Regions from separate parts of the Homo sapiens genome. Here region 1 is linked to region 2. Evidence: read pairs that join two places in POLR2A ChIA-PET (ENCODE). Cell type or tissue: Panc1. All regions are shown on one strand. Links, peaks and the distances in the headings refer to the core of each region. The heading gives the core; the rest is flanking DNA. Region 1 has its middle 37 kb from the start of SEC11C. Region 2 has its middle 1.9 kb from the start of RAX.

The links. Peaks named below come from ENCODE experiments on the same cell type or tissue, not always from the same donor. Only the 100,000 strongest peaks of a DNase experiment are listed, where the experiment ranks them.
Region 1: POLR2A ChIA-PET joins it to region 2 with 10 read pairs; 2 of 35 experiments call an interaction of 5 or more read pairs at or near these places.

Annotation. Positions count from the first base shown.
Region 1 is chr18:59,101,367-59,104,280 of GRCh38, reverse strand. No RefSeq gene overlaps it. Among named protein-coding and RNA genes, the nearest start is that of SEC11C, 37 kb to the left of the region's middle. In Panc1, for the core only: no CTCF peak of the experiment used is centred there; no DNase peak of the experiment used is centred there.
Region 2 is chr18:59,273,921-59,276,834 of GRCh38, reverse strand. No RefSeq gene overlaps it. Among named protein-coding and RNA genes, the nearest start is that of RAX, 1.9 kb to the right of the region's middle. In Panc1, for the core only: no CTCF peak of the experiment used is centred there; no DNase peak of the experiment used is centred there.

The sequences.
Region 1 (2,914 bases), core at 92-2,591, 170 kb after region 2:
AAAAGAAAAAGGAGGCCAGGCATGGTGGCTCACAACTGTAATCCCAGCACTTTGGGAGGCTGAGGGGGCCGGATCACTTGAGGTCAGGAGTTCGAGACCAGCCTGGCCAACATGGCTAAACCTTGTCTCTACTAAAAATACAAAAATTAGCTGGGCATGGTGGTGCACGCCTGTAATCCTAGCTACTGGGGAGGCTGAGGCATGAGAATCACTTGAACCCAGGAGGCAGAGGTTGCAGTGAGCTGAGATCACACCACTGCACTCCAGCCTGGGTGACAGAGTGAGACTCCATCTCAAAAAAAAAAAAAAAAAAAGAAGGGAAGATCGCTTGAGTCCAGGAGTTCGAGACTAGCCTGGGGAAAAGAGCAAGACACCTGTCTCTTCAAAAACTAAAAAATTAGCTGGGCGTGGTGGTGTGTGCCTGTAGTGCCAGCTACTGGGGAGGCTGAGGCAGAAGGATTTTCTGAGCATAGGTGATCAAGACTGCAGTGAGCTGTGATTGTACCACTGCACTCAGCCTGGGTGACAGAGTGAGACCCTTTCTAAGAAAATAAATAAATAAACAGAATATTGAAAATTTTAATTACATTAATATTAAGAACTTTTTCAAATCAAAAGATACCATTAAAAGAGAGAGATAAAACATACCATGAATTGAGAGAAGATACTTAGAATACGTAAATCAAGAACTAGTTTCCAGAATATAAAAGAAATCCTATAATTCTCTAAAAAAAAGGCTTTAACAAAAGGCATTTCACATAAATAACATGGATGCATAATAAACATATAAAACATTTTTTAACCTCATTAGTAACTAGGGAGGGAATACAACCAAAACCCATAATGAGATTTCATACTGCCCAGATTGAACCAAATTTAAAAGTCTGACAAGAAGGGTTAAAGATTCAGGGCAACAAAAGCTCTCAGTCTCTGCTGGTGAGAGAGTAAATTGGTAGGACCACTGTGGAAGAAGATGAGCATTATTAAGTACAATTGAAGATGCGCAAACCTGTGAAGCATCAATCTGCCCCTAGGTATGTATTCTAGAGAAACTCTCACACACCCACATCTGGAGACACACACAGAATGTTTATAGTAGCATTATTCCACTAACAAAACTGCAAACAACCAAAATGCTCATCCACAGTAAAATGGATAAATTATGATGCATTCAAGCAATGAAATATTAAATATAAAAAATATTTTATTCCCACATGTATCAACATGGATATACCTCAAAAGCATTATATTAGATCAAAAGCAAGTAGCAGTATGATTAAGTTTATGTAAGTTTAAAACACAGGCAAATCTAAATAAGCAAAAGCTTAGGGATACATGCATTTGTGGTAAAACTCTGAAGTGAATGAAAATGAGTAATAGTGGCTGGGCGCAGTTGCTCACGCCTGCAATCCCAGCACTTTGGGAGACTGAGGCAGGTGGATCACTTGAGGTCAGGAGTTCGAGACCAGCCTGGCCAATGTGGTGAAATCCCATCTCTACTAAAAGTACAAAAAATAGCCAAGTGTGGTGGCAGGCACCCATAATACCAGTTACTCAGTAGGCTGAAGCAGAAGAATCACCTCAACCCAGGAGGCGGAGGTTGCAGTGAGCCAAGATCATGCTTCAGCCTGGGTGACAGAGCGAGACTGTCAAGAAAGAAAGAAAGAAAGAGAGAACGAACGAAAGAAAGAAAGAAAGAAAGAAAGAAAGAAAGAAAGAAAGAAAGAAAGAAAGAAAGAGAGAGAGAGAGAGAGAGAGAGAGGAAGGAAGGAAGGAAGGAAGGAGGGAGGGAGGGAGGGAGGGAGGGAAGGAAGGAAGGAAGGAAGGAAGGAAGGAAGGAAGGAAGGAAGGAAGGAAGGAAGGAAGGGAAAAACAAAAAGAAAAGAAAAGAAGTAATAGACAATTGAGATTCAGGACAGTGATTACCTCTGAAGAAAGTGAACAGAGAATGATTGGAGTGGGGCTCCCAGGGAGATCCAAGGGGCTTGGAAATGTTTTATTTCTTAAAATGGGTGGCAGGTCCATGGTTATTTATTTTTCTTTGAGCTATAAAAGTACATTATACACCCTCTTGTAAGCATGACAAATTTCACATGCACACAAATCCATTTTAAGGTCAATCAGTATGGAAATAAGCAACATGGCTCAGAGTGAGGGAGCGTAAGAGTTTCCTGGATGCCCTGTTACTTCCCTTGGAGAAACACTTGCTGTGCACCTGCCACATGCTAGGAACGGTGCAGCTGAGCAGACTCCCTCCTGGCTCCTTCGTCCCTCCTCGCCCTCTTGGGGATGGGAGAAAAAAGCCACTTGTGCTCAGAGTTCCTACATCCTCTGTCTACATTACTCTGGAGATGGTCACACAGGCTTGCTTTGCCCTTTGTGATTCTTTTCTCTCCCTCACCACTCTGAAATTGCTTCTGAGGGTTGGATCTATGTTTTATACTATCCTTTATTTCTTCAGTGACCGGAATGCATACGTGGATACACAAATATTTAACTTCACACACACTTTCCTGTCTTTTTTTCCCTAAACCTAGATAGGAATGTGATTTCAGAAAGAAAGGAGTTAGGAGTGCAGTTTTGTGGATTATTGATTATGTTTTGTTACTGTTAATGATAATAGTAGAAGTTCAGTGGTTGAGCAATCCTCCTGAGCACAGGGGACCTTCAGGTTACTCAAGGGAGCCCTGATGGGGGAGTGTGCTGGCCACAAGCCTTAGCCCTGGGCAGGCATCGGGCAGAACAACCGCCTGCCTGGGGTGAATCCCCGCCACCACCCCTACTAGCACCAATAGAACCTAGATGTCTTTCTACCTGCCCCATGCAGCAAATAAGATAAGGGAAAGTCTGTGTGGGTCTCCTTGCAGCATCCCTTGTTTTTAGAGAAACCCTTGGGAAGAGTAGGTCTCTCTTC
Region 2 (2,914 bases), core at 285-2,784:
CATTTTCACCCTAATGTAAAACATCGCTGAGAGGTGAAATGACTAGAGACTGTGGCTGAATGTCCTTAATTCACCGCTCTCCCTCTCCTTCTCCGTCCAGTGCACAGGGATATGCATGTCTCCCCCGTGTTGTAGGTGAGACTGTTCATCCAGAATACTTCCAGAAATTGGACCTTCTCCATACAGCCACGATCAAGGAGTCGCTTTATACTACAACTTCCTCACGTTTGGAAATGTGTGTCTCCCAACCATCCGAAGTTTAATGGGGCTTTAGCTGTGTCTAAGGTTGGCCGCAGGTGGGGGATGGAAGGAGGGGTTTTCTTTGATCCATCTAATGAATTAATGAATTAATCAGAGGTGGGGTTCAGAAGCCAGGCTCCTTACTGTTGCTGAAGCAGGGCTGATTATGAGCTAGCCTAACTGCTGGAAAAATGCAGCTTCATGCTAGAAGAATTAGGGACATGGCCCAGTCCATTCATCTTCCCTAATCGAGTTCTTGGGAAATACACACGTAGATTAGCCCCTAACAATGACCCCCGGCTGATTGCTTGGAGTACCCTCCACCGTGCCCACAATGGTACTGACTAGCTCTTTATGTCCTGCACAAAGGAAGCCCCAACTCCCCCTTGTCCTCCTCTGCCCTGTCTCCCCCACCCCCATCACCACCACCCCTGCCCTCGCCAGTGGCTGTTGAAGTCTTTTCTGCTTTTTTCCCCAGACTCTGAAACAAACAGTAAATAAAAGCTAACCTCACCTGGACTTATTAGGAGGAGCTGGGCAGTTCCAGAGGAATTAACTTTGGAAAACAAGGCCATAAACCCCTTAGCAGCGTGTGGGCAGGAGCTTAAGGAAACGCTGCCAATCTTTGTTTAGCGGTGATTATCGAGATCAATTTAATATTGGGGAAGTTTGCATAAAAAGCATTCTCGGTCAGAGGGGGAACAACAAATACCAATTAATTATCCCCACAGCTGCCCTCTGATCACCACCACCTCAGCACGTCAGCCACCTGGTCTATGTCACTGGCAGTCAGACCTTTTCGGGTGCCACCAGGCCATTTGTGGGCCCTGGAAAGGTGGAGGAGGGGCGGAGGAGGAGGCAAAACCTGGTCTGTCAGGGGACTTTCCAGAGGGTTTGTTAATTTGCCCTGGATGCCGGTACCCAAAGCCCACTCTCTATAGGCTCTGACTTTATTTCTTCTGGGAGCTAAACTGCTTCTACCTCCGCCTCTTAGATGCAGAATCCAGTCTCAGGGAAGGATTAAAGACAGACTGCAGGCTAAGATGGGCTTTGATTCTTTTCAAAAAGATCACACACTACAATAATAATTACAAATGAGCTGCAGGCAGAAAACACTGGACAAGGAGTCAGTGGCCTGAGTTCTAGTCCTGACCCTTCCACTTAATAGCTGTATCACTTTGAGCCTCAGTTTCCTCTTCTGTAAAATGGGGACCAATATGTCTGTCCTGCTCACCTCACAAGGTTGTGAAGATCAGATGACATGAAGAATGTGAGAAGATTCTGAAACCTACAAAGTGACATGTCGAGAGAATTGCTTGAGCCCAGGAGTTCCAGGCTGCAGTGAGCCACCATCATGCCACTGCACTCCAGCCTGGGCAACAGAGAGGGACCCTGTCTCTAAAATAAACAGACAAATAAATAATAAGTAAATAAAGTAATATGTGAACACTGTAAAGTGCTATTAACTTTCATTAATTTTAGCTTTTTTCTTAAAAGATAATTTCTGACTTGAATTAGTTCAATTTCTATCTCCTGCAGTCACATGCTTGCCCTTATTTTAGTTTGCCATTATATAGTTTTATTAAAAGTAGATATGCCCATCATGGGGAATTAACCATTGAATGATCCTTAAGAAATTGACTTGTCCTCCGCAAACATCCTTCTAACACCAATTTAAAGGTTGGGGATCTGAGGATGTGTGTTTTCCCTCTTCCTTTGTCTTGTCTTCCAGACTGGACGTTAAACTCCACCAGGCCAACGGCCCTGGCCTTTCCCAATTTGTTTGATGCCCACGACGTGGCCCTCGACGGTTGCCTTGCCCTCTAAAGGGACGCAGCAAACGCTTGTCTGAACGCAAGCGGGATAAAGAAGACACCCCTGCTGTGGAGATCAGAGCGCCTACTGAAAAGGAGATTTTAGGGATATTGTCCTCTAGGTCCTTGAGCTTTTATAGGAAAGCATTTTAATTCACGGTTCAGGCCACCAGTTCAGGGAAGGCCAAGCGCTCGCCTCGGGTCTCGCCTCAGATTTGAGGGGTGAGACGTTCACAGCGCCATTGTCCATCCGCGCTGCTGGAGGTGAAACACACTCACCCTATCCAATCATCTTTCCAAGTGGCCGATCAGTCACTGTGGGCCACGGAAGCCTCGAGGGGGTCCAAAGGAGAAAGAACTGCAAGCCAATTACTCCTGAACCCTCGGGGAGGCGAGAGGCCTCTTCCCCGGGAGAAGGTCCTTCCCCAGCCAGCTCTGGGCCATCTCCTTGGCCCGGAGTGTTGGAGGGAGGCGGGAGTGCGACACCGCTGCTCATCAGTAAAGGAGCCCGCCCTCCCCGCAGGACAAGGGGCGGGAGCGAGGAACTCCAGGTGGGTCTCCTGCGGGACCTGAGCCCGGCAGCACATCCGACTCGGGGCTCCCAGTCTCCTGCTGGGCGATCGGGCGCTAGAGGTCACCGGACTTGCGGACATAAATGGCCCTGGGGTGGGCGCTGCGGGGAAGGAGGGAGGCTGCCGGCGCTCAAGTCCGAGGGGACTGGGAGGAGTTACAACAGATATAGACGGACAAACTAAACGCGAGGTCCGGGACTTCGTACAACCCAGCCAAGAAAGGAGTGGGTCCCGAAAAGGGAGCCAGCGAGGGGAAATTCAAACTGCGACGAGTGCGGGGCTGGGAAG